2 separate regions of the Homo sapiens genome follow, and region 1 is linked to region 2. The links are chromatin loops, found by intact Hi-C in ENCODE. Cell type or tissue: ascending aorta. All regions are shown on one strand. Links, peaks and the distances in the headings refer to the core of each region. The heading gives the core; the rest is flanking DNA.

Evidence for each region. Peaks named below come from ENCODE experiments on the same cell type or tissue, not always from the same donor. Only the 100,000 strongest peaks of a DNase experiment are listed, where the experiment ranks them.
Region 1: a loop joins it to region 2, with 4 times the contacts of the local background. A loop is called at or near these places in 2 of 110 quality-filtered maps.

Annotation. Positions count from the first base shown.
Region 1 is chr15:73,917,451-73,932,739 of GRCh38, forward strand. It overlaps LOXL1 (lysyl oxidase like 1), which reads left to right and starts at 9,012. Exons shown (of 7, transcript NM_005576.4): 1 at 9,012-10,435. The coding sequence starts at 9,334. It overlaps LOXL1-AS1 (LOXL1 antisense RNA 1), which reads right to left and starts at 10,798. Exons shown (of 3, transcript NR_040069.1): 1 at 10,615-10,798; 2 at 2,510-2,588; 3 at 18-1,933. RefSeq lists enhancers at 4,506-5,493, 5,494-6,479, 9,518-10,351, 10,352-11,185 and silencers at 10,260-10,379, 10,470-10,519. In ascending aorta, for the core only: a CTCF peak has its summit at 10,592 (motif pointing left); DNase peaks (open chromatin) are centred at 5,251, 7,041, 9,001, 10,411 and 3 weaker places; H3K4me3 peaks cover 7,158 bases; H3K27ac peaks cover 7,876 bases.
Region 2 is chr15:73,678,011-73,693,299 of GRCh38, forward strand. It overlaps CD276 (CD276 molecule), which reads left to right and starts at 6,373. Exons shown (of 10, transcript NM_001024736.2): 1 at 6,373-6,450. RefSeq lists enhancers at 5,262-5,770, 6,788-7,294 and silencers at 6,154-6,203, 6,324-6,453, 6,464-6,593, 6,754-6,803. In ascending aorta, for the core only: a CTCF peak has its summit at 5,737 (motif pointing right); DNase peaks (open chromatin) are centred at 5,811, 6,251, 6,811, 8,921 and 1 weaker place; H3K4me3 peaks cover 3,021 bases; H3K27ac peaks cover 4,012 bases.

The DNA.
Region 1 (15,289 bases), core at 3,732-11,731, 240 kb after region 2:
AAATGGCCTTTCAGATCATTGGAAAATGATTAATTTATTTATAATTCATTTGGGGATAGTTGGTTAATTTGCTTTAAAGTTATGTTCTTACCTCTCACCACACATGAAGACAAAATGAAGAGTTTAATATAAAAAGTGAAATCATAAAATCTCAGAAGAACATTTAATTGAAAATTTATATGTTCCTGGTGAAGGCAGCGGTTATGCAACAATAAAGTCCAAGACCATAAAGAAAAGATTAATAATCTGACAGCTTAAAAATGAAGCATCAAGAAAGTATTTTAAAAATTGATGGAAATGACAAATTAGTTGCATAATATGTGACAAAGAGTGATATATGAAAAGGTGCTAAATATACATCTTATAAACCAATACTAAAAAGATGAACATTACAATAGAAAATAGTCAAAGAATATGAACAGAAAATTTACCATTCATTCACTCAACAAATATTTATCGAGCACCTCTTCTGTGCCAGACAAGTTTACACATGGGACACAGCAGTGAACAAGACAAAGGACAAAGGTCCCTGCCCCAAGGAGCTTACATTCTATTGGAGAGGGGCAAACAATAAACAAGTAAATTATGAAGTATTTTAGACGGTGATAAGTACTACTGGCAAAAAAGAAAAAGAAGGGTTAAGTAAGGCGATCAGGAGTGAGGCATGGGGAGCTCAGGGGCTGGGGAGGTCTCATCAGGAAGGAGACATTTGAGCAAAGCTTTGAACAGATTCAGGTAGTTGACCACACAGAGCAGGGGAAATTGCCATGGTGCGGCGGAGGGGCAGGAGAAGGCCAAGTTGGCTAGAACAGAAAGAGCAAGGGACCAAGTGGTGAGGACCCTGGAGGCCTTGAACAGGACTTTGGCTTTTAACCTGAGAACCATTGCAGAGCTTTAAGGAGAAGAGTGAAATTTTGACTTATGTCTCAAAAAGGATCATTCTGGCTACCATCTTGAGAGCAGACTTTTGGGGTACAAAGGTAGGAGCAAATAGACCATTTAGGAGGTCAGCAAACACATGGCAACATGTTCACTCTCACGGGTAACCAAAAAAATGCAACTAAAAAAATGTATTCACCTGTTTTTAACCTATCCAATTTTTAATGTTCTTTTAGAAAACAGTACTCAGTATCAGTAAGGGTGAATTACCTTCGGGCAGGTAAATGGGAACCACCTTTCTGGGACCAGCTGGGTATTCTGTGCCAAAGCCTCAAAAACACTCAAACCCTTTCACCAGAAATCCAACTTCTAATAAATTAATCTAAAGGTCTAATAATCGCCAGTACTTATTGAGTGCTTGTATGCACCAGGCTCTGAACTAAACGCGCTCCATATTACCCCCATTTAAATTCTTACCATTATTCCTGTCTTACAGAAAGAAAAAAGGCATGGTGAGTCACACAGTTCACAAATGAGGGCTAGAACCAAACCCAGGCACTGTGACCTGCTACACAGGAGAGGCAGATATGAAGATTTCTTCAAGGGTGCTTATTACAGCATCATTTATAATAGCAAATAAAGTACCCAAAAAAATCAACAAAGGAGGTGATTCATTCAGTTATGATTTGTCCACATAAGTCAGTCATTAAAAATCTGGTTAAAGAAAACTCGTTTCCGATCCAGCCAGGTGCTGAGACAGGCAGAACTTTCCAGAGCTTCTCCTTGGAAGCTGCCAGCTGCTGTGATGTCCTATTTCTTGATCCAGGTGGTAATCCAGAGGTGTGCTCACGTTGGGATCATTCATCAAGTGGTACACCTAGGATTTGTGGACTTTTGTGTGTGTGTATGCTATACTCATGTTTTTAAAAGTTATTTTTGGCCGGGCACGGTGGCTCACGCCTGTAAGCCCAGCACTTTGGGAGGCCGAGGTGGGCAGATCATGAGGTCAGGAGATCAAGACCATCCTGGCTAACATGGTGAAATCCTGTCTCACCTAAAAAAATACAAAAAAATTAGCCGTGCGTGATGGCAGGTGCCTGTAGTCCCAGCTACTTGGGAGGCTGAGGCAGGAGAATGGCATGAACCTGGGAGGCGGAGCTTGCAGTGAGCCGAGATCGCACCACTGCACTCCAGCCTGGGAGACAGAGCGAGACTCCGTCTCAAAAAAAAAAAAAAGTTATTTTAAAAAATTTAAGTTGCCAGGTGTTTCTCCTCCTACAGGGACACAAGAAGGCTGTGGAGCAGGATTCTTGGGCCAGGGATGAGGCCCTAGTTATGTAGACCCAAGGCTGGTAGCCACCACTTGCTCCACGTGGAAATGGCTCTCAAGATTCTGTGGTCTGAGAAAGCCTGGTCCTTCCCATACTGCAGGAAGGAAATGCTATGCAGGAAGCGGCTGGCCTCCTGGGCAGATAGAAATGAAGGTACTCCCCGACCCCACACCCTACCTTCCCATTCCAACCAGTGGGTTGACATTTCCACCTCTAAGTGAAACTGGCAATCTGACTGCAGGCCCAGGATCCAGGTCCAGTCCTGAGGGAGACAAGGTCCTAACAGGGGAGGGACCCACCGCTCCGGAACAGAGAGGGTATCTTGCGGAGTGGGGGACAAAGTCTTGACCTCCTCTTCATCCAGGCAGGCAGGAGCTCCTGTGATCAATATGAATATTGAAACGGCAGTTACCTTGAGACAAGGAAATGTTCATCAACTGTTATTACACAAACAAAGCAGCTTGTAAAATGACATAGGCACTATGATCCTAATTGTTTTTTTAAATGAGTGGGGGGGTGGAGCCTAAAACAATGGTTTTTCTCTAGGTTACAGAATGAATTACTTTTTCTTTTTTACTCTGTATTCTAAATTTCCTATAATTGACCTATTTCTTTTGTAATCTGAGATTAAAAATTGTATTACAAAAAAACTTAAGGGAGAGATTGCTGATATCTCATCTTTCATCACCCTGTGGCCCTTTCCTTTCCAGAACCCAGCTGGGCAAAACTAGTCTCCACTGGCCCCAAGGGCCTGCTCCTTCTGTTACAGGAAAGGGTTCCCGATCCAGGCCCCAAGAGAGGCTTCTTAGATCTCACACAAGAAAGAATATGGGGCAAGTCCACAGAGTAAAGTGAAAGCAAGTTTATTAAGAAAGTGAAGGAATAAATGAATGGCGACTCCATAAGCAGAACAGCCCCAATGGCTGCTGGTTAGCTGTCATCTATGATTATCTTTTGATTGTATATTAAAGAAGGGATGGATTATTCATGAGTTTTCTGGGCAAGAGGTAGGGAGTTCCCAGAACTGAGAGTTCCCCTTCCTTTTAGCTCACATAGGGTAACTTCCGGATGTTGCCACAGCATTTGTAAACTGTCATGCACTGGTGGGAGTGTCTTTTAGCATGCTAATGTGATATGATAGTGTACAATGGGGAGTGAGGACAACCAGAGGTCATGATCATCACCATCTTGGTTTGGGCTGGCTTTTTTTTTTTTGAGACAAGAGTTTCACTCTTGTTGCCCAGGCTGGAGTACAATGACGTGATCTCGGCTCACTGCAACCTCTGCCTCCTGGGTTCAAGTGATTCTCCTGCCTCAGCCTCCCGAGTAGCTGGGATTACAGGTGCGCACCACCACGCCTGGCTAATTTTTTGTATTTCTAGTAGAGACAGGGTTTTACCATGGCCAGGCTGGTCTTGAACTCCTGAGCTCTGGTGATCTGCCCGTCTCGGCCTCCCACAGTGCTGGGATTATAGGTATGAGCCACCATGCCCAGCCATCTGGCTTTTTTTTTTTTTAATTGCATTCTGTTTTATCAGTGGAGTGCTTGTGACCTGTATCTTGGGCCTCCTGTCTCATCCTGTGACTACCAAGGCCTAGCCTCCTGGGAATGCAGCCCAGTAAGTCTCAGGCTCATTTTACCCAGTCCCCATTCAAGATGGAGCCCCTCTGGTTGGAATACCTCTGTCACTTCCATCACCACATCCAGTCTCACCCCACACCACCTCCCCTTCTCCAGCTCCACTACCAACCCCCACCAGGGGGAAATGAGTAAACTGCATGAGCTCTGAGAAAGCAGAAAAAAAGCCACCTCATGAAGGTGAACCAAGGACTGAGTCGCTGACAGACAGAGATGGATGGGTAAATGGGCAGACAGACAGACAGACATGGAGACTGAAATAGAAATGCCTCCCAAAGGTCACAGAGAGTCAGTGCCACGTCTTCACCTCCACCCAGGACTATCACTTATACACCCCCACCAGCCTGGGCACCCACTGGAAACTTGGCAGGTCTGGCTGCTCTCTGTGATGACTGCAGTCAGCACAGGGCCTGGTATTCCACAGATACCCAGGGAACATGCTGAGTGAGTGAGTGAGTGGATGAATGAAGGAATCGTTCATTGGTAGAAGCATCAGCAGATAGAGATGACAGGAGGGAGTGTGAAAGAGAGTTGAGGAAGAACAGAAACAGATGGAGACAGATGGAGGCTGCAAGTCACAGACTTGGCCACAGATAGAAAATGAACGAATAAGGTGGAGGGAGGTTACTGCAGAAAATTTAAAAGCTATAGAAAGCCGGTCGTGGTCATGTGCACCTGTAGTCCCAGAGGCTGAGGCAGGAGGATGGCTTGAGCCCAGGAGTTCAAGGCTGCTGTGAATCCACTGCACTCCAGCCTGGGGAACATAGCAAGACTATGCTTTTTTAAAAAAAACAAAAACAAACAAAGAAAAAGCTAGAGAAACCCAGAGAGATCCCAGTGAAAGTTAAATTTACAGACAAAAAGAAAAGGAGAGAGAGAGCACAAGCCCTCCCTTAACTTGTCAGGATGTTAGCAGAGAGAACCAGGGGTTCCTGCCTTAGTTTCCCTCCTAGATTTGCAGGTCTCTGCTGGACTGTGTCCCAAGGGCCTGGCGCCCTGCTTGGTTTTGTCAGTTCTCTCCCTCGGGCAGGGGACAGTTTCCTCTTACCCCCACAGCATGCCAGCTCAGGGCCCTCCCACCCAGAAGGCCCCAGACAACTATGCAGAATCCCCCCGCCAAGGCAGGTCCCTGGGAGAAGATCTCTCTCCCCAGCTGGTCCTCATTCCTGCAATGACAATCGGCTCCTGTCTCCACTGGCTCTGGGCTCAGGGCCCCCGGGTTGGATAGGGGTTGGGGCTGGAAGTGGAGGTAGAGACAGGAGCCTGCTTGCCCCAGACTCTGGGGAGGGGTGAAAGTCAGAGAGGGGAGAAGCTCTAAGGGGCTGAGGCGGCTTCCCGCCTCCACAGAGCCCAACCTGAATGCCCAGAGTACTGTATCAGCTTGGTTATTTCCAAATCCCCTGGGAGCCGTAGGGGAGGGGACCCAGAGAGCTGGGAGGAAAACCGACTGGGAAGTAGCCAGAGCCACAGAATTCTCCTGGGTCCTAGAGAAGGGTGGGTTCCTTCCACCCCCAACCCCATTAGTCCCTCGAAAAGGCTCTGACCTCACCTCCCCCACTTCCGGAGTGGAGTTCCAGCCCTGAAGAAACACTTCCAAACCCATGGCTCTGGCCCCCTCCTCAGGCCCCCTCCTCGGCTACCTCGGCCCTGGGGACTGGGTCCCCCACCCCACCGTTGCGCCAGATGTGGCTGCAGGGGAGGGGTAGGCACGGGGCCCAGCTGGCAGTGGTCACTCGGTGGTCCTCTCCCTGCAGAGTCAGCACTTTCTGTGCCAGCTCGCCCAGCCTCCTCACTCAGCACTTCCTCCAGCCCGCTTTCCAGAGGCAGCAGCTGCCTGGGTTGGGTCTTGGATTCCCAGTGCTGCCCCAAACCCATCTACAGCGCAGCCTGGAAGATGGAGGGTTTGGGTGCTCTGGGGCCTTCCCTCTTGGCATCCCCACTATCACAGAAAATTCCGACCCACCATGGGCCTCCTAGTACGTCCCTCTGCAAAGCAAGGGAGGAATCCCACAGCTCCTGACCCCTCTCTGCTCCCCAGACCCGCTGCTGGTCAGGCCTGCTGCTTCCTGGTTCCCCCATGGACTTTCCAGAACTCAGCCTTCCATGACAGGGTCACAGGACCCTGGCTGCTCCGTGGGAGCCCCGGCAACACAGAGCTGAGCACGTGGCAGGGGCTTAATAAAGTCATGCGCAATCAACAGGCTCTTTCATCCTTCTATCACCACCCCTCCGAGGGTCCCTTGACACCGGTTCCTAGTGCCAGGAACTGGCAACAAGCTTCAAGCACATGCCTGGGTCTTAAAAATGTGGGTGTGAATCCCAGCCTGCAGGGACAGGCGGAGAGAGAAGCTGCCCTTCACCCCAGACAGCTCTGGCTCAGCTCAGCCTTCGAGTCCACGCCCTCATTTGACCCCAGCTCTGCACCCTCCATAACCTGCCCAGGTCTCTTTTAGGACCCCACCCTGCAGGTTTCAACCTAAGGATGCCAGGACACCTCCAGCCACCAAGGCAAGGCCTTGCCCAGCATGAGGAGAGGTGATGGAAGGCAGGCTCCCCTGGGCTCACAGAACTGCTGGGCCTGTCAGCCACTGCAGGAGACCTAAACCCAAGTAGAATGAGGTCAGAAGGAGGGAGTAGAGAGGAAGGGAGAGGACAGCTCTGGTGGAGGGGCCACCTCTGGCCCCCCTGCACAAGGTTCACCCTGAGCAAGGAAAGATGCTGAAGACAGATAAAAACAGGAAAGACAGAGGAAGTGGGAGTGGGGGTCAACCCCAAGAGATAAATCCCTCCCTTCTCTCACAAGTCAAGAGGAAAGAAGGAAAATAGTGGCCACATGTCTGGCTCTGTGCTGGGGACTTTTCATAATCCTCTCATTCCATCCTCTCAAATATGCCACAAGAAAGGTATGATTACCCCCAGGTCACAGACGGGACTCTGAAGCTCTGAGAGCTTAAAAAGCTTCCCCGGGGAGTGGCTGGGCCAGGCCAGGTCCCTAGCTCAAGTCATGGTGTGGACCCCCAGGTCTCCATCTCAGCAGGGATGGCTGGCAGGAGCGCAGTCCTGGCCAGGGGAGTCTGTGCAGAGGCCCAGGCTATGTTCAGAGCAGAGTTTATTCAAATAGAGCCTAACAGGAAACTTGGCTCCTCTGACTCACTCTGATTCGACCTTATTAAGAAAAAAAGAGAGAGGAGCAGGAGCCAGCATCGGGTAAGGTTTCACGCCAAGAGCTGGCTCTGAGGCCCGCTGAGTGGAATGGCATGTGCCCTGATCCCCCCACATCCAAAGCCTTGAGGCAGCCCCTGCCCTGCTGTCCGAGTCAAGGCGAGGGGTCCTGCCTTCACGTTAGGGCAACTGAGTTCCCTTCCTCACAGCCATCCTCTGTCCTCCCTCCACTCCTCTTCCCTTCCCTCCCTGCCTAGGGGTACCCTGAGGCCTGTTTCCATTTCTCCCCCTCCTCTGCTGCAGCAGCTGCCCATCTGGCTGGCGGGAGGGCCCTACAGGACCCCAGGGATTCCAAGCAGCTGAGGCCAACACTGCAGGGGGCAAGCAGGAGGGAGGGAAGGCTTAACCCTCCAGGTCCCGGCCCTCAGTAAGCCCTGCCTCAGCATCTTGCTTGGTGTCAGTCACACCAGTGGCTCTTTGGAGGAATCTTGTCTGGAGTCTGAGATGGAAACCCCATGCTGGGGAGCTGAGGTGTCAGCGTTGACAAGTTGCTGGCCAGGAGGTATTGGAAGCCCCCTACCTCTGGGCTGGATTCTGGGCATTTAAAGGGTAGAGACATGCTGGAGTCCAAGCCTCAGTCCTGAAGAACAGTGCAATGGGTGAACAAATGCTGCCTGGCAAGGATGGGGTTGGGAGGTCTATAGTTCCCAAAGAATGTCCACTCTAGTTGCCTCCTCTCTAGGTGGGCTCCAGGCATTTCCAAAATAAAGAATATACAGGAGCCAAATTAAGGACAGGTCCTTCATACCTTGTTTATAAGCCCAAGAGGGCAATTTCTGCCCTTCGGTTCCCAGGAACACGGTTGGAGAAGGCAGCCCAGGGGAGGCCAGAAGAGCAGTATTTGGAGTGTGATTTCTTGGATGCCAAAGCGTTCAAACTTCTGGGACCCCCTCCTATCCCTGCCATTCCCAGAAGGAACAGAGAATCTCCCAAAGCACTCTCAGGAGCCATCTGGCCTAATCTTCCATTGGTAAGCCGTGGCACCTGGATCAGATAGAGTAAGGGACTAAGCCACACAGCAACAGGACCAGGCCAGGTCTCCGGAACCCCCTTCTGTTGTTCAATGCTTACTGGCTTCTCTGCCTCACAGTGACCCCTGTCCCATATCAAAGACAGCCCCCAGTTTCATTTTATCCATGTGTACACTCAAGTTATTCCCAGGCTATGCAGAGCCAAGAGATGTAGGACAGAAACCATACGTGATGTCTGGGAAGTTGATCTCTCCCAGGATCTCACAAGTGCTTTTCAGCTCAGGGATACACCCCACTCTTCAGACTGGGAAAGTAAGCCCCTGAGGTGTGCCACGAGGGAAAAGGTGCAGCTCCAGTGCCTCTCTTCGCAGGCCCAAGAGCTGCGGTGCACCTGGGACCTGGAATTAGAGAGTGGTCCCTGTTCAGCATCTCCCCGAGGAGGCCCACCAACAAAGAGGGTGTGTCTTTTTTTTTTTTTTCTTCCTATTGAGGGTGTGGGATAATGGTGGAAGGAACATGCAAAGAGGGTGTGTCTTAATTAGCACTGGCTTTAGGGAACAAGGAAAAGGGAGAACCCGGGAGTACGGGAAGGAGGCTGGGGCAGACAGGAGTCAGAGGCCCATTCCAGCCCAAACGAGAAGCCAGTGAGCAAGGTGGAGACCAGGGATGCTGTGACCAAAGCAGAGAGGAATGGGCGGGGTGGTGCTGACACCCCAGCCCCGTTCTGCCTGCCAGAGCCCCACTTACCAGGCCCGAGTCCCCAGAGGTCCCCTCCTACTCCCTGCTCGATTCCCTTCCTCAGAGGCAGGTCTGTGGCTTGGCTGGGAACTCCAGGGACTGAGGGAGCACTGCAGCTGTGGGACCGGCGCATAGCTAAAAGCCGGCGGGCCATAGGGCCCCGCGGAGGAGGCCCCAGCAGGCGGACCAGGAGGCCGAAGCCTCCCGACGCTCCCAGCCTGTTGCTTATTCATTCAGAGTGGGAAAGCGCCAGCCGAGCGGCCAGCCAGTGCGGGGCTGGCCATGTAAGGCCCACAGGCGGTCCTGCCCGCCCGGTGCCCTGCGGAGAGCCTCGTGCAGCCCTGGGCACCGCCCCTGCCCTGCCCTGACCCCTTGGCCTTGAAATGCTGTCATCGGAGGAGCCGTCCCGCTCGGGACAAGGCCAGCATGGACAAAGCTAGAGCTGGGGCAAGCAAGGAGCCTTCCTGTCCTCGAGGCCGTGGGAAGAGAAGCACGCCCAGGGGGCCACTCCTGAGAGCCTCTCTGTCCACCAGGCCTCTGCAGAGGGGTCACCATGGCTCTGGCCCGAGGCAGCCGGCAGCTGGGGGCCCTGGTGTGGGGCGCCTGCCTGTGCGTGCTGGTGCACGGGCAGCAGGCGCAGCCCGGGCAGGGCTCGGACCCCGCCCGCTGGCGGCAGCTGATCCAGTGGGAGAACAACGGGCAGGTGTACAGCTTGCTCAACTCGGGCTCAGAGTACGTGCCGGCCGGACCTCAGCGCTCCGAGAGTAGCTCCCGGGTGCTGCTGGCCGGCGCGCCCCAGGCCCAGCAGCGGCGCAGCCACGGGAGCCCCCGGCGTCGGCAGGCGCCGTCCCTGCCCCTGCCGGGGCGCGTGGGCTCGGACACCGTGCGCGGCCAGGCGCGGCACCCATTCGGCTTTGGCCAGGTGCCCGACAACTGGCGCGAGGTGGCCGTCGGGGACAGCACGGGCATGGCCCGGGCCCGCACCTCCGTCTCCCAGCAACGGCACGGGGGCTCCGCCTCCTCGGTCTCGGCTTCGGCCTTCGCCAGCACCTACCGCCAGCAGCCCTCCTACCCGCAGCAGTTCCCCTACCCGCAGGCGCCCTTCGTCAGCCAGTACGAGAACTACGACCCCGCGTCGCGGACCTACGACCAGGGTTTCGTGTACTACCGGCCCGCGGGCGGCGGCGTGGGCGCGGGGGCGGCGGCCGTGGCCTCGGCGGGGGTCATCTACCCCTACCAGCCCCGGGCGCGCTACGAGGAGTACGGCGGCGGCGAAGAGCTGCCCGAGTACCCGCCTCAGGGCTTCTACCCGGCCCCCGAGAGGCCCTACGTGCCGCCGCCGCCGCCGCCCCCCGACGGCCTGGACCGCCGCTACTCGCACAGTCTGTACAGCGAGGGCACCCCCGGCTTCGAGCAGGCCTACCCTGACCCCGGTCCCGAGGCGGCGCAGGCCCATGGCGGAGACCCACGCCTGGGCTGGTACCCGCCCTACGCCAACCCGCCGCCCGAGGCGTACGGGCCGCCGCGCGCGCTGGAGCCGCCCTACCTGCCGGTGCGCAGCTCCGACACGCCCCCGCCGGGTGGGGAGCGGAACGGCGCGCAGCAGGGCCGCCTCAGCGTGGGCAGCGTGTACCGGCCCAACCAGAACGGCCGCGGTGAGTACGGCCCCGGCGCCCCTCCGGCCGCGCGTACCCCTGGCCACTGGAAACTGCTCCGGGCCCCCCGGGCCCCTCCTTAGAACTTCCTGGAGGCCTCCCCGGAGCTGCTAAGCACGGAGCAGCGCCCCCTCCCGACTTCCCCCGACCCAGCCAACAGCACCCCCCTGGCATCTCACCTCCCAGCTTAACCCGCACCCAGGCATCATCAGTGCCAGGGGTTGGCCAGGCAGGTGTGGGCTCTGATCCTGGCTTTGGTGGAGGGACTAGCCGAGCTTTGGGAGGAGGCTCGCCTTCTGCACTTGGCTTGGGTCATCTGAGGACAAAAGGAAGGAGCCCCTCATCCACCTTCTCCCTCATTTCAATGAGGGCATCTCCTTCCCCCCTTAGAGATGTTCTATGCCAGCTCACAGGGTGAGGCAAGGAGCATCAGAAACCTGAGTCTTCAGGGCCAGAAAGGCCTTAAGGGATGCCCCTGGAGGTGTGGCAGGCTGCCCATTACTGGGCATGTGTGAGGTTGGCTTGAGTGCGCAGGAGGTTAGAGGGGAGCGTGTGCTCCAGGCAGGAGTCCGGACTTCCTCAGGGGAGTCTGCAAGGCTGGGGCAAGAGAGACCAGTCAGGCACTGGCCTGGGTGCAGAATTTCAGGGGCTACCAAAAAACACAGTAGTTGAGATGAGTAATATTGAGATGTATTTTTTTAAGTCAAAATTAATGCAAAAAAAAAAAAAAAAAAAAAAAACCTGTGATAAAGGAAATATCCAGATTTTAAATAGAGTCAGTAATAGTGGTATGCCGAGCCATATTGGAGCCTGAGGCTAACTGAAAAATCAGCAACACGGATCCTGTCTTTATTTGATATTTGGATATTTTGTTCATTACAGATAGTTTTGCATTAATTTTTATTTTAAAAACTATTGTGTTAAATATTACTTATCTCCGTTACTGAGTTTTTTTGGCACCCCCTAAAATTTTGCACCCCGAGGAAAAAAAAAAAAAAACACCTCACTGGCCTCATTCCCCTCACCCTAGTCCTGGCCCTGGCGGAGAGCCCCAGCTGTGGACAGGACTCCCTCTGGCTTTTCAGGGGGTGAACATACGTCCTCCTCTTGGGAAGGCCCAAGCCCTCTGCACATGAGGACACAGTGGAAAGGCAGCTTCCACACATGCTGTTAGCAGACAGGGCTACTGTGACAAGGGCTGACTGGTGGGTGTGGCCAGTGCTGGACGGCCATCAGCCATTCTCTGCTGTCCTAGAATCCCCCTCCCTGCTACCCTCTCCATACAGGCAGCTTTTGGGCCAAGGTTTTCTACTCAGTCCCCAATACTTATGCAGTCCAACTCTGCCTTGCCTCTTTCAAGCTGTCGTCAGTTTCCTCTACCCATAATTCTCTGCTCCCCATTGAGGTTGCTGTGCCTGGCCCACCAAGTAAGGGCTGACTGAGCCCTCCAGTGCCTCAGAGTATAGGTGCTAGTGCCCCAGCCTCCTCCTCAGCCTCTGTCAGCAGAGGGATGATGCTTTGTCTCCAGCCAAGCTGACCTCAGTGAGGGGCTGCTGCTCATGGGGTGCCTGTCTCCCTGGGTACTGCTGGAGGCCAAGACTAGGGGAGAGGAGCGTCTCCACTGGGAACACTCACTCTATCACATCCAAGGTGTCGCTTTTGAGTTGTGTGCTGAATCCCACTTTAAGAACCTGCAGGAGCTCAGGAAAAATCAGATGGCAGGTCCTTCTGTGGTGTGATGAAGGATGCATCCACCTGCTCTGGTCCTTACCAGGTACTTGCAGCATCCCTGCAGAAGGGCGCATTATAGCCATGCATCAGCTGCTCTAGGGCCCCTTGGAGAATAGGATGTTTTACCTAGAGGGTGCTAAACTTTTGCAGTGGCTTTTCTTAGAATGCAAGACCTCAGCATGAGGCTCAGCCTGATGGGCCCCACCTCTGGGCAGAGAAAACTGAGCTCTCAAATGCCACAATATTGGCAGAGGCATGCCTGGGACTTGGCATCTGGGCACCAAGTCAGTGGGTCTTCTAGGGCCTGTCTTTGGGCTGTTAGTTCTTAAGGAAGCCAGTTGATTGAGAGGGGAATGGGACAGGGCAAGGCCATGTCTGAAGTGGGGGTGCTTGGTGCTTAGCAGACCTCTGGCCACTACCCTGAGCCCCACAGTTCATTTTGGGTCAAAAACATTTCTCCCCTGAAGGTAGCATCCTAGGTGCCAAGCTGAGTGTACTCACATGCATCAAGTCCAGGCCCTTCCCTGGGGCAGTCTACCAGGAGGGGCATCTCAGTGCTGTGATTAGGCAAGCATTGGTGGGGCCAGGGGCTTTGTGAGCCCAGAGGAGGGCCCTCCCTGTCAGGGGCTAGGGCTCAGGGAGACTTCCACAGGAAGCAATGTCTAAGCATTGCTGCAAGGGATGGTCATCAGCACCATCCAGGTGCCCCTTCCCCTAATCATTGAGGGTGTGGGGTGGGAGTGTGTTTTTTGCTGGGGAGGGGATTGCAGGCTAGTTTAGGGCTCACAAAGAGGCCAGAGAGGGAGCAGTAGTCTCTCCCATCATTGGTTCCTCCCTCCCCACCCTGCTAGGCCAGACCGTGGAAAATCCCAGCCCAGGGAAGGCCAAGCCTTGTGCTTGAGATCAGACCCCCAGGCCTGGTGTGGGAGCCCAAGGCGGATTCTCCGAGACTGACTTCATTCCTCCTGGCCACACACCCAGGGGTCTGAGGCTGGGCGCTGGCAGCCTGTGAGTGTGTGTGGGCGTGGACGTGTCCTCACAACACCAAGCACATGTGAGCACCACCCACCTCCCTCCATGGGTGGGTGGTTTCCAAGCGCCTGTCCTGAGCCCAGTTTCTTCCTCGGGTACCTGTGCCCTCTTCCTTCCTACCCTGGGCACTGAGACTGCCCAAGGCTTCCTGCAGTACCATTCTCTCCAACTCTGAAACATGAAACTGAAAAGAAACTAGAGGAAACAGAGGCCCAGAGAGGGTCACATACTTTGCCTGGCTCTCATAGCAAATCCTTGAAGAGAGGCCTGGAGGGTGGCCAGCCACTTCCCAGGCCCAGCTGGGTCTCCTGCACTGTGTCGGCTCCCTCGATGTGACCACTCCTGCTATTACCAACCAGGCCCTCCTCTCCTGGGATCCTCGCCTCAGCTCCTGCCTCCCTGGAGTTTCAGCTTGTCTGAGCTGGGGGTCTTAGTGCCACCTAAGAAGCCCCACAGCCCCAGAAGACCAAAGCTCCCCTCCCAAGGCCTTACCCTCGCACCCCCCGCCTGACTCACCGGCTCTGGCAATCCTGTGAAAGGAACATGGAACAGGCAGCCCTGGGCATCCTCCCAGGGCATCTTGGATGGCTGTGCTAGCCTTGCCTGACGTGTGTCCTCTATCCCTGACTTCACATGGCCAATCAGAGGCCAGGAGAGAACCGCAGCTGCCTCCTCCCTGGTCCCTTGCTCCCAGTCTCTCCCTCTTCAGTCTGTCCTGCATGTGGGGCAGATAAACCCCTGCAGTCTGACCAGGTTACTCCTCTGCTCAAGAAGATTCTGTAGCTCCTCAGGGCCTTTAGGACAAAATCTAGTGTCTCAGCCCAGCACTCCAGAGTTAGAGGCACCTCCTTCCTGTCCTTTCTTCCTCCTTTTCTCAAGCCTCCACAGCCCCCATGGGACCATGCTGCTCGTGGGCCTAGATGTTACACCTCCCTAGACACATGCAAGGGTGTTTCTAGGGTACCTCCTTCTCTGTCCAGCCTCCTGCACCCAAGAGGCCAGACCTGTCTGGACCCTCAGTCCCTGAGAGCAGCCCTGGCTGCCTGCTACCACCTCTCCTGCCTGAGCCCCTAGCTCACCTGGGCCTGCTCCACCCCACCTCCACAGGCTGCCTGCCCACCTCTGCCCTCCAGGTCACTCGCCTTCCCCTGCAGAGTTTGGAGTAGATGCAGGGAAGGACCAAAGCAGGCTTCACCCAACAAGCTTCCAGAGTTAGAGCCCAGAGGCAGGGATAATAATACCAACTTGGCCATTTGCTGAAGACCACTTCCTGGGCTTACTGACTTCAATGTGCAGTTTCATTCATCCTCACAACCTCCTAATGAGGTGCAGATTATGGTCCTCCTGGTGTAGATGAGAAAACAGGCCTAGGGAGGTGGCACAGAAGGGTACAGCCGAGCTTGAATTCAAACTGAACCTGTGCTCTCTGCATCACAGTGAGATGACCCAGGAGGATATCATGTTCAGCCTGCGGGCAGGGTGGGGCAGGGCATGAGCATGGACCCCTCTGCCAGCTTTGCCTCTGTGGTCCTCACCTCCCACATCTGCATCCAGAGGAAGAATTATGCTTGCATTTGCTGAGTGCGTTATACATCATCTCCTTTAATTCCCAGGTCCTAGCCAGGTACTGTTATTTGTCCCGTGTTACAGATGTGGTGACGAGCTCACTTGCTGACTTTTAGTAGTGGAACCAGGATTTGAGTCTGTGTGACTCTCTATCCTGAGTTCTTAACAACCATGCATTTAAAAAAAAAATTTATATATTATTGCTTATCTTGTACACCTCATTTATTCACTCATTCATTTGGTCATTCATTCATTCAACAGATATTTGAGTGCTAGATTCTGGGCACTGGTTGTGACAGGGTGAGATGGGACAGTGAGTGTGAAAGACTTTGGAAGCAGAGTCTCTCCCCAGTGTGGGGTTAGGGTGTAGCCTGGTCATGGTCATTGCAGATTCCAGAACGTTTGTGTAACAAACACTCATATGGTGCATACTAAGTGCCGGACACTGTTCTTGGAGTTTTGCAGTTAGAATCACTTAATCCCTGTGACAACCCTGGGATTGTTATCCCCATTTTGCAGATGAGG
Region 2 (15,289 bases), core at 2,365-10,364:
CTAAAGAATAATGAAGGGCTGGTCAAGGAACTACTAGGGTGAGGGGAGAAACTCCAGCTGGAGTCACTCCTCAGAAGCCACACATCTGGCTGCACATCTCCCTGAGTGGACGGCATCAGTGCTGCTGCTCAAGTTCCTGTTTGGAAACCCAGAGCCCATCCCTGTTTGCCTGTGAAGGTGCCAGGTTCCTGCAGAAAGTCTGCTTATAAAGGATTTCTTTTGAAGTTATGTTTGTGATGGTCTCATCAAGAAAACTGAGGAAGGAACAGGAGCCACACATGTCATTTAGCTGAAAGTCCTGTTTTAAGAAAACAAACGCAAGGTTGTATTCATGAGCAACTGCTAACCACAATAATGGAAGAAGCAGTTAAGCTAATAAGATATAATACCCCATACTTCATGTAGTAACCTTGGGAGAGGTAGGCCAGTGGGCAGGAAGCCCCATGTCTGGTGGCAGAAGCAGGGTGGGAAGGAAACTGCAAGAGAACTGAGCCTTGGTCACTGACTGAGGATGTTGCGATTCACACATCCTGCTTCGTGGCCTGGATTGTCTCGAACTGGGTTCTTCCCTAGCACCAGTAACCCAAGTGGAGACCTAGCAGCAGCCAAGACATGTTCCCAAGAAGGGTCACTTTCACTGCAAAATGCCTATCTCCAGGAGAAGAGGGGGAGTGGACTGAGAGAAGCCAGGGAGAGAGAAAGGGCAGGGATTTGCAGTCAGTTGTCCTGCCTCAGGGATTAGGGTTGACATGAAGAACTGCAGGTTAAGAGTGCTCCATTAAGGAAGATTAGATAAACTGTTCTCACCACTGGGGCAGTTAAACCTTCCCTTGAGTCCCTTTGGTAAGGTGCCCTGAAGATGCCTAGGCATAATGTCACAAACCCAGCTGAAAACGAATACCACAAAGAGACCCTGTGACTCTGAAAACAGCAATATTTGCACTTAAGATTCAGCACCTGGCTTACTCCTGTAGTCCTAGCTACTAGGGAGGCTGAGGAAGGAGGATTTCTTGTGCCCAGGGGTGAATTCAAGGCTACAGTGAGCTACAATTGCACTACGGCACTCTAGCCTGAGTGACAGAACAAGATCCCGTCTCTTAAAAAATAAAAATAAAATAAAAAAGGATTAAACTCCTGGATTGAAATTCAGATTTCTGGATTCCATATGGTTTATCCACTATCTTCCTTAAGAGGGCCATCACCACTGGCTTGTGAGGCAGGGCCCCTTGTTCTCCAAGCCAGGGGCACTCGATCTTATTCATCTAGCAGGAACCCTTAGTTGTTCTGGTCAGTGCCTGCTTCTCTGAGCCTGTCTTGGGGCAAGCCTAGGAGCAGGGCCAGGACGAGCATGAGGTACCTGCACCTATGATGCAAAACTGAAGGAGGTGCTCACTTTCAGGTCAGCGCAAGGGTGGAGCCTGTTCAATTATTTGCATGTGAGAGCTATTAGAAAAAAACAACTCCCAATGAGATAGAAGAGTTCCCCTGGTAGCATGGTGCTGTTTTTAGTTTGTTCTGTTGTTTTGTTGTTTTGTTTTTTAAACTCTGTACAACCCTCCTATTTGGAGGACCTGCCACCTTCCTTCCGACTCACCAGCAGCAGGACACAAACTCTGAAATGGCTTCCCGGTATTGGGAGTGTTGTCAGCCAAGATTATAGTAAAGAAATTGGAAAGGGAAAGGGGATTGAATGGTTCAGTTTCACCGGGGATGGGGAGGAAGACAGATAATGGAAAGGGTGAACAGGGAAGAAGAGCAGAGGCTGGTGAGTCAGATAGAAGCAGCTAGTTAGAAAAGACTGCTTAGAAGCTCTTTCGTTATGTTGTTGTGTGTGTATTAGGGCCTTAGGGTTACGGAGTGTTCCCAGGCGATCCTCCCTGGAGGACCTGCTCCTCTTTCATTAGGCTGCTCCTGTTATTTTGCTTGCCAGATGCTTCCAGCTGGCAGTAGTTGGTTCTAGACATTTGAAGCCTATTCCAAGACTCAATTCCCAGGACTAAGAAACTAGGAAGCCGGAACCTGCAGTGGTTGCTATGCACCATATTCAGTTTTACACCGGATTCAGTCATTTGAGAGAAATGTGGTTGCCTTAAGTCTAGGCTGGATGGAATGGTTCCTGATGGCACCCTATGAGTCCTAAGTGAGTGGGCAGAGTGGAGTGCGGGTGGGTGGCTTTTGCCAAGACATCAAGGATTTGAGGCCTAAAAATGCAAACAACTTGGGAAGTAATATGCACCAACCAGCCTGAGGGAAGGGAGGCCAGTGCCAAGGTATTGGCTTAGTGTCGCAGGGATCCTCGATAAAATCCCCAATCGCCACTTGGGCCTTAAATCCCTGACACTGCCAAGAATTGATTTTTGTTTCTTATGGAAGCAGTCAAAATGAATACATTTTCAGTATCATTCTTAGGAGAGGCATCTCAATGTTTCTGAGCCGCTTTCTATGAGATGGACTGCTTAGCTGCTCTAAAAAGACAGAAATATCTCCATAGCTTACACTGTACAGTTTGCATTATCTAAGTGTATTTAAATAGATGAGAGAGACACTTTCCCTTTTGCATGTCAAAGGAGGCAAAAGGAAGTTTTCTCCTAATTTCAGTCATAATTTCTGCCCTGAGGAAAGTTATAATGTTCTACTGTATGGATACACCACATTTTGCCTATCCATTCATCTGGAGATGTAGACACTTGCGTTGCTTCCACATTTTGCCTATTGTGAGTAATGCCACTAAGAATATGAGTGTACAAATATCTCTCTGAGACCCTGCTTTCAATTCTTTGGAGGTATGCCCATAAGTGGAATTGCTGAATCATATAGTAGTTCTATTTTTATTTCTATTTTTTGAGACAGAGTCTCACTTTGTCACCCATGCTGAAGTGCAGTGGCATGATCTCAGTTCACTGCAACCTCCGCCTCCTGGGTTCAAGTGATTCTTCTACCTCAGCCTCCCAAGTAGCTGGGACTACAGGTGAGCGCCACCATGCCTGGCTAATTTTTGTATTATTATTATTTTTTTAGTAAAGATGGGGTTTCACCATATTGGCCAGGCTGGTCTTGAACTCCTGACTTCAGGTGATCCTCCCGCCTTGGCCTCCCAGAGTGTTGGGATTAGAGGTGTGAGCCACCTTGCCTGGCCTATTTTTAATTTTTTGAGGAACTACCAGACTGGTTTCCATAGCTCAAGGCTGCTCCTTTAACAAGCTTTCCCCAAAGCCTCAATCAGTGAGTTTCATTTCCATCTCATTTGCCACACTGGGTCACGTGACTGCCTCTAGCTGCAAGGGGGTCTGAGAACCCACGTATTTTCAACTAGGCATAGAACTTCTTAGAACAAATGCTACACTCTGTTGGTAAGGAAGAAGTAGAGAATTAATTTTAGTGGACAACTAGCAGCCTAAGGGCAAATGAGAACACTGAAGGGCTTCAGGTAAGCAAGAGACATTGTGGGAGGATTTGCGCTTTAGAAGGCTCTCTCTGGCAGCTATGGACTGAGGAGTCACAGTCAGCAGAATTAGTTAAGAGGCTTCAACAACAATCCAGTGAGGAGTGATGGGGGTTCAGATGAGGATGGTGTGGCAGTAGGGTATTCAGGAAAGGGAGGGATTCCTAACATATTCTAGGGCACCCCTTCAAGCCTGCCTGGATATTGGCAGTGGGAAGTGGGGGGAAGTGGGAGGGAACGAGGGATGAGTCCAGGTTTTGAGCATAGTCCTTCCTGTATATCTAGAAGGGGAAACAGGTTTTGGGGACATGTGATAATTCAATTTTGCACATGTTGAATTTGAGGAACCTGCAGGATGGTAGGTAGATAAAAAGTGGGATAAGGCTTGTCCCAATCTGGGTCTTTTGGGATTGGTTTGTGACCTCCTTGGGGAACTTGAAGCAAAACTGGAGATAGCACATTCTGAGTCATCTACTACTGTGCTGACCTAGGAAGCAGGTTGTGGGGAGGTGGGGGGTGGGAGGGATAGAGGTGAGAGGGGTAGGGCTGCTGTCCAGAAAGAATGCATGAAGACAACCTTCCATCCTGAGTTTTTCTGGTTCTGACGGGAATCTCTGTGTAGCACCTCCATTCCTGAGTTCCCAGGGACAATCAGGCAAACATTCTCTGAACCAAGGAGACCCCTGCATGATGGGATGGTCATTCTAGCTATCTGTGTCCAGATCCAAGTGTCTGAGTCTCAGATGAGCTGGTCCTACACATGTGCTATCTGTGCCCTGCCCAAGCTGTTTCCCCCTCCTAGGGGATCAGAGCCCTCTCAATCTGCTGCTTCCAGGAATGAGAGCCAATACACATTTCCTTCCCTCCTGACCTCTGCTCTTGAATGATTATTTTAAAATCTCCCCCCATAGACACACTATAAACTGCTCTGTGATGTTCCTTCACTGTCCACCATGGCTGAGTCATGCCAGATTATAAATCCCTTAGGACAGGACCAGCGTCACCACCGCAAGGCACAAGGCACAGGACTGACTCTTTGTGAAGGGAAGGAAAGTAAGTTTCTCTAGATCTGTTCAATGCCACCTCCAGGGTCCTGCAGCAGGGCTCCTAGCTCCCTCAGCCCAAGGACACCTCTCCATGTGATGCTACTTCCCCAGGTTGCTGGGCCAACTGGAGGCTACTCATCCTGAGACCTGTAAGGCCAGACCCAGGCTGGACGAGGCTGGTCAGGGCCTGGCAGGGCAGTGGGGAGCAGCGTGGAATGGTCCAGAGTTCCTGGAGGTGGTCAGGGACAAGACAGCTGGGCCTCTCTGCTGTCATCCCTAGGAGCAGTCAGCAATTACACAGACACAGCTGCTGTGTGATTCAAAGACACATATGCACGTAGACTCAAATACAGAGTTGCTTGAATGTGTTCACAAATATACACACCCGGCCGGGCGCGGTGGCTCACGTTTGTAATCCCAGCCCTTTTGGAGGCCAAGGCGGGTGGATCACAAGGTCAAGAGATCGAGACCATCCTGGCCAAAATAGTGGTGCGCACCTGTAATCCCAGCTACTCTGGAGGCTGAGGCAGGAGAATCGCTTGAACTCAGGAGGCGGAGGTTGCAGTGAGCCGAGATTGAGCCACTGCACTCCAGAGCCAGACTCTGTCTCAAAAAAAAAAAAAAGACAAAAACCCCCCACAAATATACACACCCATGCACCACCACCCCTACCCATACACCACACGCACACTTAAATTCAGAGGGCAAATCCCGGTTCCTCCCTTCATAGCTATGTGTCCCCAAGTTACTTAATCTCTTTGTATCTTAATTTCCTTATTTCCGATCTGTAAAAATGAGAATAATGGTATTCACCTCAATGAGTTGTTGTGAAGATTAAATGAGATAAAATGGTAAAGAGCTTACAACAGTGGCAACACATGCAGAGAGACGCACATGTTTTCATACTCATTTCCCAAGCCCTGCCCAGTACTGCCACTGGCACTGGTGGTGAGCCTGGCAGCAGTACAAGGTTGGAGTCCCTTCATCCCTTTGAGCCTTGGTTTTCTCATCTGTGAAATGGGAATAATAATATCTAGCCGGCGGGGCTGTTTGGAGGAACTAAAGAGGCCCAGCATGGAAAGCTCCTAACCTAACTCTGGCCCACAAAAGTCTCCCTACGTTTTAGCTGTCACTGTCCCTGTGAGGAAGAACAGATCCAAGAACAGGTGCAGGGATGGGCTGCACCACAGCAAAATCTGGACAGGCCCGACCCCCATCTCCTCCCAGGCTGGAGCGGGGCCCTGTAAGGACAGAGCCCAAGGCCACTAGGTGTCAGGCCTGTTGGAGCCAAGTCCGGCCAGCAGTCTGGGGTGGGGCTGGGGGCAGGGCTGGTCGGATGGCCGTGGGTGGAAGGAAAAGAGGAAAACCAGCTCAGTGGAAATTGTCCTGCGGTTGGCTCAGGCGCCCACGACACTGTATTTATAGAGAGCTCCTTGCAGCTCTTAATTCCTCGCAGTCGAGTTAACCCTTTCTGGGCTGTGGTGCCAGCATGGTGTGGAGGAAGAACCCAAGACTGGGGTTGGACAGCAGGATTCCAGCCCTGTTCTGCCGCCAGTCGATGACCAGTCAGTCACCTATCCCCTCTCGCAGAAAGGAAGATTCGGCTCTTGGAAGTGTGGGAACGGGGTGGGGGATGGGCAGCGCCCTGCTCCGGGAGCCGAGGGTTTTCCCCGCCAGGGTCAGGCCTGGGGGCGGGGCGGGGCGGGGGCGGGGGCCAGGCCGTGTGCTCTGCCCAGCGGGCTGGCTCAGGCCTCGGTCAGCAGCCGCCACCGCGGGGCCAATCCGGCCTCAGGGACGCACCGGAGCCGCCTTTCCGGGCCTCAGGCGGATTCTCCGGCGCGGCCCGCCCCGCCCCTCGGACTCCCCGGGCCGCCCCCGGCCCCCATTCGGGCCGGGCCTCGCTGCGGCGGCGACTGAGCCAGGCTGGGCCGCGTCCCTGAGTCCCAGAGTCGGCGCGGCGCGGTGAGTGCTGGCGTGGCGCGGGCGGCGCGGGGTGGGGCGGCCTTTGTCTGCTGCGGGCCGGGCCTGGATCCCGCGGAGGTCCGCACGTTCCCGCTCAGGGCTGCAGGAGCTGAGCAGGGCGCCTTCCCTCCGGGCTCCTGCTCCCCTGCCCTCCCCCAGGTCCGGGCGGCCCCCCTCGCACAGGAGTCCCGGGAACCGCGGGCGCCCCTCCTGCCCTGGGCTGTGGGGCCCGCGGAGAGCTGGGGGCTCCCGGATCCTACCCCGCCCCCCTTTCCTCGGGTTGAGAGGGGCCCGGGCGCCGTCGGACCTGCAGACCCCGGAAGCTGCGGACCGGGCCGGGTGGGTGAATGCGCTTTTGCAGGCCCCGGGTCTGGAGCGGGCATGGGGGCAGATCTGTCCCGTGTTGAAGCTTAACGAAGCCACCGGCCGGCGCTGGGAGGTTAGCGGGGTCTCGGGTCCTGCAGAGGAAAACGCCCAGCTCCGGGAGGGGAGCGGCGGGGAGGGAAGGCGAGTGGTTAGGCGTGTCCACTCTGCAGGGCCCAGCAGGGCGAAGGTGTGGGCGACTGGTGCACTTCCACAGGCAGCCGTGGGCAGCATGAGGGGTCAGATTCCGGGAAGGACAGGTAGAGACGGCTGGCAGGGGCCACGGGGTGAATAGGTGTTGGGGGTGGGGAGGGAATTGGGATGGGCAGTTTGGGCTTGGGAAGCCTCAGGGAGGTGGGGGGTGAGGTGGGATGGAGAGGAGATGCGGGCGACGGTGGAGGGAGGTGGGGACCCCGAGTGGGGGCACACTAGAAGGGAGGGGATTGAATTCCAGCGCCCAGGGCCCTCCCTGCGACCGTTTAGCTAGCGAATTGGCAGGTTTGGCAGCCTAAGGCAGGGGATTTATTTCTAAGCCAAACCTGCTCTAATGAGAAAAGCGTGATAGATGACTCAGATATGGGATCTATCACTGAGGGAAAACATTAAGCAAATAGTAAAGCAAAAAAGATTTGTGTGTGTGTGTGTGTGTGTGTGTGTGTGTGTGTGTGTGTGGCGGGTGGGGGGGTGTTAGTTGTCTTAATTTAGAAAAACGATTTACCTTCAAATTGGATGTGGATAATTGTAAATGAGTCTGATCTCTTCATTAAAGCCCGGGGTCCTTTTCTTATAAGCATGTCTTCAGCAGTTAGTTTCTATATTAGAAAGTAATGAAGCTGCTTTGTCTTTAAGAGAGTTCTTTATTTAGTGCGGCCTCCTCTAGTTCCCTCTGGCCTCCCAGAAGTCCCTAGGAAATCTGATGCTGTGCAGCCTTCCTTGTAGTGTGGGGGACTGCAAATAGGTGGGACAGTTTGAGGCTGAGGGGAACTGAAGTCTAAACTTGAAGTCTAAACCTGTCCGATGGGTTGAGCTGATCTGAGTGCAGGGCAGGATGGAGGGCTATGGGGCTGTAGGGTATGAAGTGGCTCATTTCAAGGGAGTATTTTGGGTGAGTACATTTTCCTGATATCTGGAGTTCTTGAGATTAAGCACTAACACTTAGGGTAACTGTTGACCGTGGAAATTTACATACGTCACCGTCAGCTTACTGGAGTATCCTGATGTGAATGAAATTTTCCTTCATGACTTTGGGTCAGCCCTGTGGACCTCAGTTTTTGTTCTGAGGGGTTGTATGGCAAGGGGACGCTGGCGGGAGAGAGCTTCGTTCCTGCATTAAGTGGCCTCAGTGATGCAGTCAGGGTCCCATGACTGACCTTTGGAGTTCTTCCATGTCCTTATGGCATTACTGGTGGTTTCTCCTGCCTGCAGTAAGCTTTCCAGCTTACTCTAGACTCCTGTGCTGTGAGACATGAGCTTGTCAGAGGTAAGGAGCCTGTGTTAATGCAAGTCTCAGGTGAGAAGGGGTGTTGGAATCTGAGGACCCTGTTTTCCTTCCTGTCCCCTCTTCAGCTCTGTCCAGGCACCACCCGATGGAGGGTTGGCTGAATGTCTCATGTTCATATACCTGACAGCTGGCTTCGGTGCTTTAATATTTATGGAAAGGACAGTTATAGAAGTGTGGTCCCTTCAAAGTAGTCCTCTGGGGTGTCTGTGTCCTTATTAGGTTGACTTCTGAAACTTCCTGTGAGAATTCCATCATTAAACTTTGGCTTTCTCTGGAGGGGTAAATCTTTGTTCTTTGGAGTAGGATTTGAGTTTGACAAGGAGCTGGACAATGCTGTTTGGAGTCAGAGATGCAGTGTGATAAGAGAGCTGTGAGTTGGAATTCCACAGCACCTAAAGAGACTCCTAGAAAATGTTGTAGAACAAGTGGCTGGATGGTACTTGGTTGCACATACGGGGTTTGGGGTCTGTGCAGAAAAATGACCAAATCCAAGCAGCCTCTGAGATTATGACCACATGGGGGCTGTTAAGCTGTGGATCTGAGTCATAGGGTCAGGGAAAGAGGAAAAATGGCAAGGAGGATGACGTTACTGCCCATGAGCTTATCCTCTGAGTGGGTGGCGACTTCTCATTGTCCTTTTCCCACATCCCCAGGGCAGGAGTGTTAGGGAAGTCCACCAGCAAAAGGGGGAGGGCACACCCAGGGCCTAGGGGAGGGGGAGAGGGGTGAGGACTGGTCCACATGATTTTTGAGAAATTGCCTTTGGTCTTGTTGGCTCAGAATGGACCCCACACCTGGAAGGGGGCCACGTGTACAGTTATGCAACCCTTGCCTGCCACCCCCAGTTCTACCGCCCTTGCAGTGTGCCAGATAGGAGCATTGGGTTTTCAGGTTTGGGAGTGGGTAGGGTTGTGCTGGAGGCTAAATAGACATTATCTCATGTAATCCTCATAGTAATCCTATGAGGTAGGGTATCATTAACACCATTGTACAGTTGGGGAAACTGAGGCCCAGAAAGGGTAAGTCACATGCCCAAAGACACACAGCCGGCAAATGGTGGAGCTGGGCTGTTGTCTGCTTCCAGAACTGGCTTTTTCTGCTGCTCTGGAGGTAGGCACAGGTTTTACCCCTCTTTCTGGAGCCCGGTAAGATGTGCCAAGGGTCTCCTTAGTAAGTCAGGGAAGACTCATCTGGGGAACCAGAGAAGGGGCAGGCCTGACCTGGGTGACCCAGTGACTAGTGGCCTTCACAGCATAGTCAGGGCCTTTGCTGAGAGTTCTTCTCTTCCAGAGCCCTGGACTTTATCATGCTGGGGCTTCCAGGAGTTCCCCCTCCACCCTCCAGTTCTGACCAGTGCTCCCAGCCAGCTGCCCCCTTTCTCCCTTTCTTTCTCTTTGTGGTCCAGAGAATGAATGCCTGCTCCACACACCTTATGCCATTGGGAATCTGACCTTCTCTAGGCATAGGGAGCTTAATCTGCGGGAAGTGGAGTGAGAAGCATTTCTTGCTGGGAGCCTTGGAGCAGGGAGAGATACTGTCTCTGGGAGGCAGGGGTCCCAAGTTACCCTAGAGGCAATGCAGGCTCCTAGGAACTGGGGCTGCCTTGTGGGAGACATTGGAATGTGTCCCTGTGGGAATGCTCTGTGCTAGGGGCTATGGCAGCAGGACGGTAGGAGCTCATGGTACTTGGAACTGTGACCAAGCATCTGCGAAGAGGAAGGGGCCCAGGACCACTAGAATGAGTCAGAGCCAGAGATGGAGTCGAGTTGTGCATTTGCTACTTTGGAGCTGGGGCACTGATAGGGCTCTAGGTGAAAAGTAGGGATACAGAAGGAGTAATGGTCCCAGAGGCCCAGATGTGTGGCCTGACAGAGGAGGTCTTGGCCAGGGAGAGTGGGGTAGGGGCAAAGTGTTCGCTCAGTGCAGAGGCCCCATCTAGGAGGCCTTGTCCCCATGCTTGCGGCAATAATAACAGCAATAATAATAATTATTACTGCAGTTTTGGTACTGGGCACTTTCCTAAGTCCTCTCTCTCTATTGTCTTATTTTATTCTCACAGCAGCCCTGTGGGGTAGGGATTGTTACCCCCATTTTAGAGATTTGGAATTGGGTCTCAAATAGGTTAAGTCATTTAAACTTGGTCATGTGTTCAGCAAGGCATCGGTGTCAGGATTGAAACCCAAGGCTGCTGGCTTCTGAGCTCATGCTGTACCCTGGGCAGGCAAGGCAGCCTGGTGATTCCATTCAATAAGTGAGGAAGAGAGATAGGAGCATCAGCTGGCTCTTAGTCACTTCTGCTGGTGGCTGATAATTGAGTGTGGGCCCTTGGCCAGCCGGCCACCACTCTGGGTCCAGATTTCCATCTGTACAATGGGCCTGGAGCTAGGCGCTGGACCAGGTGTACCGTAAGAGGCCTTCTAGCTCTGAGGACTGGTGGAGATTGCTACACTCCGAGAGGGGTCTGGTGCTTAGATGGAGAGGGGTCGGCAGAGTTGTTCTGCTAAGCTGAGCCTCTTTCAGGGTAGAAACCAAAGGAATTTGGAGGCAAGGAGGCATTTAGGCAGATCACATCTGGAGAAAATGCACCCTTCCTTGAGTGCAGTCTGGAAAGGCTTCTGGAAAGGATAGGATTTCCAGATATGTTTAGGTGGGCACCTAGCAGGACTCAGCAGATATTGAGTGAATGCAGATGTGTGTGCCCTGGGCCTGCCAGTGTCTGACCCGAAATCTGCGCTCTGATGTGGTCTCATGTGCTCTCATCCCTTTCCTTCCTCTCCCTATTCTCCTTGTTGCCATCCCTTCTTTTGGCTGGACCTCCTCTGGGCCCAATGTAGCTTTCACTTTTTTCAGGGCTCTGTGCCTCCTGTGTGTGTGTGTGTGTGTGTGTGTGTGTGTGTGTGTGTGTACACATTTCCACATGCATGTATAGGTCAGTTTTGCAGCCCCTGCACATGCCTCTAGTTCCAGGGAGACCTTAGCCCTGCTTTGCTGGCCAGCCCTGATGACATACTACTGTCCTGACTCACACAGAAATCGCTTGGAGAGGAAGAACTGATTCCTGCTCTTGGGTGGGATCACGGGACTGGGGAGTGGTGCCCAGTGGACAGCCTTGAACATAAAAGGCCCAAACTGACTCAGATTATCAGGAAAAAGGAAGGCAAACAGGGAGGCTGTTCCCAGGGAACTCTAGGGACCCTCCCATCTCTTTTCTGAGGCTGCTGCCCATTTATAGAGCACCTAGTATTAACTAGGTCAGTTTTGATAATTTTGCTCATTGAGTCCTATAATCATCCTATGAGGGTAAGGTTTATAATCCCCATTTTACAAATGAGCAAACTGAGGCTCAGAGAGGATATTTTCATAAAGTTTCATTACTAGGAAGTGACAGAGTCTGGATTTGAACCTGTCTCTCCAACTCCAAAGTCATCTTCTTAAACACTAGTGCTAACTTCTTCCATGAAGCTTCTTGTGATTACACCAGCCCAACATGCGATATGGTCACAGCATGGGATGGTGGTCAGGACCCTTTGATGGTTGAGGAGATGAAGACCCAGAAAGGCAAGGGGTTTGGCCTAGGGAGCCTGGCAAGTGAGTGACAGAGCCTGGTCTAAAGTCCAGGATATCTCTGTTGTTGCTGTTTTCCTTTTTTCGTTAATTGCAAAAGAATTTACATGTTCATAGTTAAAAACAGAGAAGTGTATCAAGTAGAAAACAGTAGCAAACTCTCACCCTTATTCTGACACTCCAGAGTTGCATTCACTCTCAGGCATCCAGATCCTTTCCCCATATACAAACATCCATCCATCCATATATCTATCCATCTCTCTATCTAAACACACATGCATTCATTCGTTCACTCATTGAATCGTGCATTGAGAACCCATTATGTGCCAAGCCATTGCTAGAATTAAGGATGCAATAGTTAAATAAAGCAGATGTGGTTCCTTCTCAGGGAGGTTCTCATATATCATGAAGAAAACAGACTGGGTGCAATGAATGACAGGGTCCTTCTTAGAGTGGCAGATCTCTTACCTGGCTTTTCTGTCAAGGTGACCCTCAGAATATGGAGGTGTTACCTTTTATCTTAGTCCATGTTTTACTGCTATAACAGAATACCACAGCCTGGGTAATATATAAAGAAAAAAAGGTTATTTGGCTTGTAGTTCTGGAGACTGGGAAGTCCAAGGGCATGGTGCTGGCATCTGGCGAGGGCCTTCTTGCTGCATTATCCTATTGTGGAAGGGCATGTGAGCGTGCAGTACAGACAGTATGGGGGCAGCACTTACGCTTTTATCAGGAGCCCACTTTTCCTGTGATAACAGCATTAATCTCTTCACTTCTTACAGGCCCCACCTCTTAATACTGTTACAGTGGCAATTAAATTTCAACATGAGTCTTAAAGCACCCATGTCATCTAGGAAGAAGAAACTGTATTTGCAGCAACACTGTGAGGTAGGAAAGGGAGTCCTATGTTGTAGGAACTGGAAGCAGCCCACTGTGGTGAGGGGCAAGTAGGAAGAGGTGAGGCTGGGCAGGTGGGCAGGGCCAGGGCAGATGGGGCTCTGTAGGCTATGGAGGAGCTGCGATCTTATCACAAGGAAAGTGAACAGCCCTATGATTAACTATTGAAGGCAGTGATATAATTTATGCTTTTATATTAATAGCAATTATTCTGGCTGTTGTATAGAGTATAGATTGGAGAACAGAATTGGGTGGGGGAACTAGAGAAGGTGAACAGACTGGTGAAGAGGCTTTTATAGTTATCCAGGCAAGAGATGATGGTGACTTGGAAGACCAGGAAGAGAAGCAGGGGTAGAGAGAAATGGAGATAGTGAAGATATAGCAGACATATTTGAGGAGTCCTTCAGTTACAGATAATAGAAAACTAGCTCAAGCACATTTAAGAAAAAAAAAAAAGACTTGTTTAAGTACCTAGGCAGTCTATGTGTGCAGCTTGCTTCAGGAATAGGGGCTTAAATGATGGTTTTAGGGCTCTATATCCTTCTAGCTTCCATCTCTGCCTCTGTTCATTTGTTTGGATCAATTCTTTAGATTGTTGGTAGCAGACACATTTATTGCTAACAGTCCCAGACCGTATCCTTCTTAGTAATCTCAACAAGAAAGAGTCTTTTTTGATGGCTGCAGCAGCAAGGCTCTGGGGAAGTCTCTGATTGGGTGTGGCTTGGCTTACAGCTCATTCTCGAACTAATCACTGAGTGGGGGCAGGGCAGGTTTCTCCATGAGCCAGGTCTTGTAACATGCCCAGGCCCTAGGCTGGGAGGACAGCTCCACCAGTACAGCATGGACTGGGCTCCCTGCAGGAGTGCGGAGCCTTGCTACCAGAAGGGGCCAGCATAGACCAAGAGAAGGGCACTGTAGAATAAAGGACATGGAGCAAAATAACTGTGTTAAGACTAGCTACCAAAGACGGAGACGATCTGCTCGGCATTGAATTTGCCTCTTTGTCAAGGAAAGAAGGAGCAGAAGATGTTAAGAAGGAATTGAAGTTTAGGCCATACGGGGAGGTGCTCATCTGTTTTAACTGTATTTGTCTTCTGGCCCCTGGGATTGCCTGTCCTGGTGTGGGGTGAACTTGGAGACAGAATCTCTGAGAAGCTGTCAGGGATATTTCAGGCCAGTCTAGGGTAGAAGAGGGTTGGACACGTGGGTCACAGTATTCCACAGTTTCCTGCTGTGCACAGATTCAATCCGAGTCCCCATCTACGTCCCTCACTACCTCCCTTGCCTCCTCTCCTGAGTCTCAGCCTCTCCTGGAGTCCCATCTTCCCAGAATATGCTGTGGACATCTCCTCTTCTGTGACTTTTCATGCTGTCCCCTCCGCCAGATAGCCGAGATGTCTCCTCCTCTGTGCAGTCCTTACTGAGCCTCCCCAGCCCCCAGTGAATGGCTTGACCCTTTCATCCAGGTTTAAGCCTACTGCCTCGTCCATTCCCACAATACCTTGTATAAATGTGTACCAAAAAACTGGTCATATTCTATTTTAATGATATATTTGTTTCCTAAACCTTTTTTCTATTTTTAATATGAAAATGTGGGATTTTAAATATGCCATTTAGCAGCTCTGTAATCTTGAGCAAGTTATTAAATCTCTCCATCCCTGAATTTACTCCTCGGTGAAATAGGATAATAATAGTACCTACTTCACAGAATTGTTGGGAAGCTTAAATGAGTTAATATGTGTAAAAGCATTTAGAACAGAGCCTGGTGCATGGCTTTCAACAAAACTGGCCTATGTTATTATTATTTGATAAAAGCAAAATAATATATATAACATGGGTAACTTTTGAAGCATAATAATAAACATACCTCCCAACTTGAGAATGAGAACCCCTGTAGTTGAATATTTATATGTACGATTCTTCATCTCCATTCATATTGCATGCATGGCCAATGCCTGGCATGTGGATCATGAATAAGCATTTGTTGAATGAATAAATGAACAAATGCCAGAAGACTTGAGACAGGGAAATAACCAGTTTTATGGGGAAGATGGTAGATTATGGGAACAACAGATCGATAATCTTGTTCTTAATCCTTGACAAAGTCCTGGAACCAATGAGCACTTGAAGAAGAGCCCACTAGTAGGCACTTGCATGGCTTCACTGGGGTTTTGAAAATGCACTTCTTTTCTTGTTCTTCTCCAGTTGATTGGTCCCCAGCCAGAAGCAGTGAAGCTTCTCATGACAGCCCTGGGGATGAGATGGGTAGATGGGAGCTGGGTAGCAGCACAGGTAGGAACACTCCTAACCCCGGTGTACTGAATGGTGGATGGACATTGATCATCCAGGGACAGATGGTGCTGTGGGCTTTCCTATTCCTGTCCTCTCCCTGAGGACCTTGATGACACCCAGACACCAGCAGAGAGAGGAGAGTAACCTTTTCAGATGATATTCATTCATTCTTTTTTTAATCCACCAACAAATTATTGAGCATTGTCTATGCACCAGAACAGT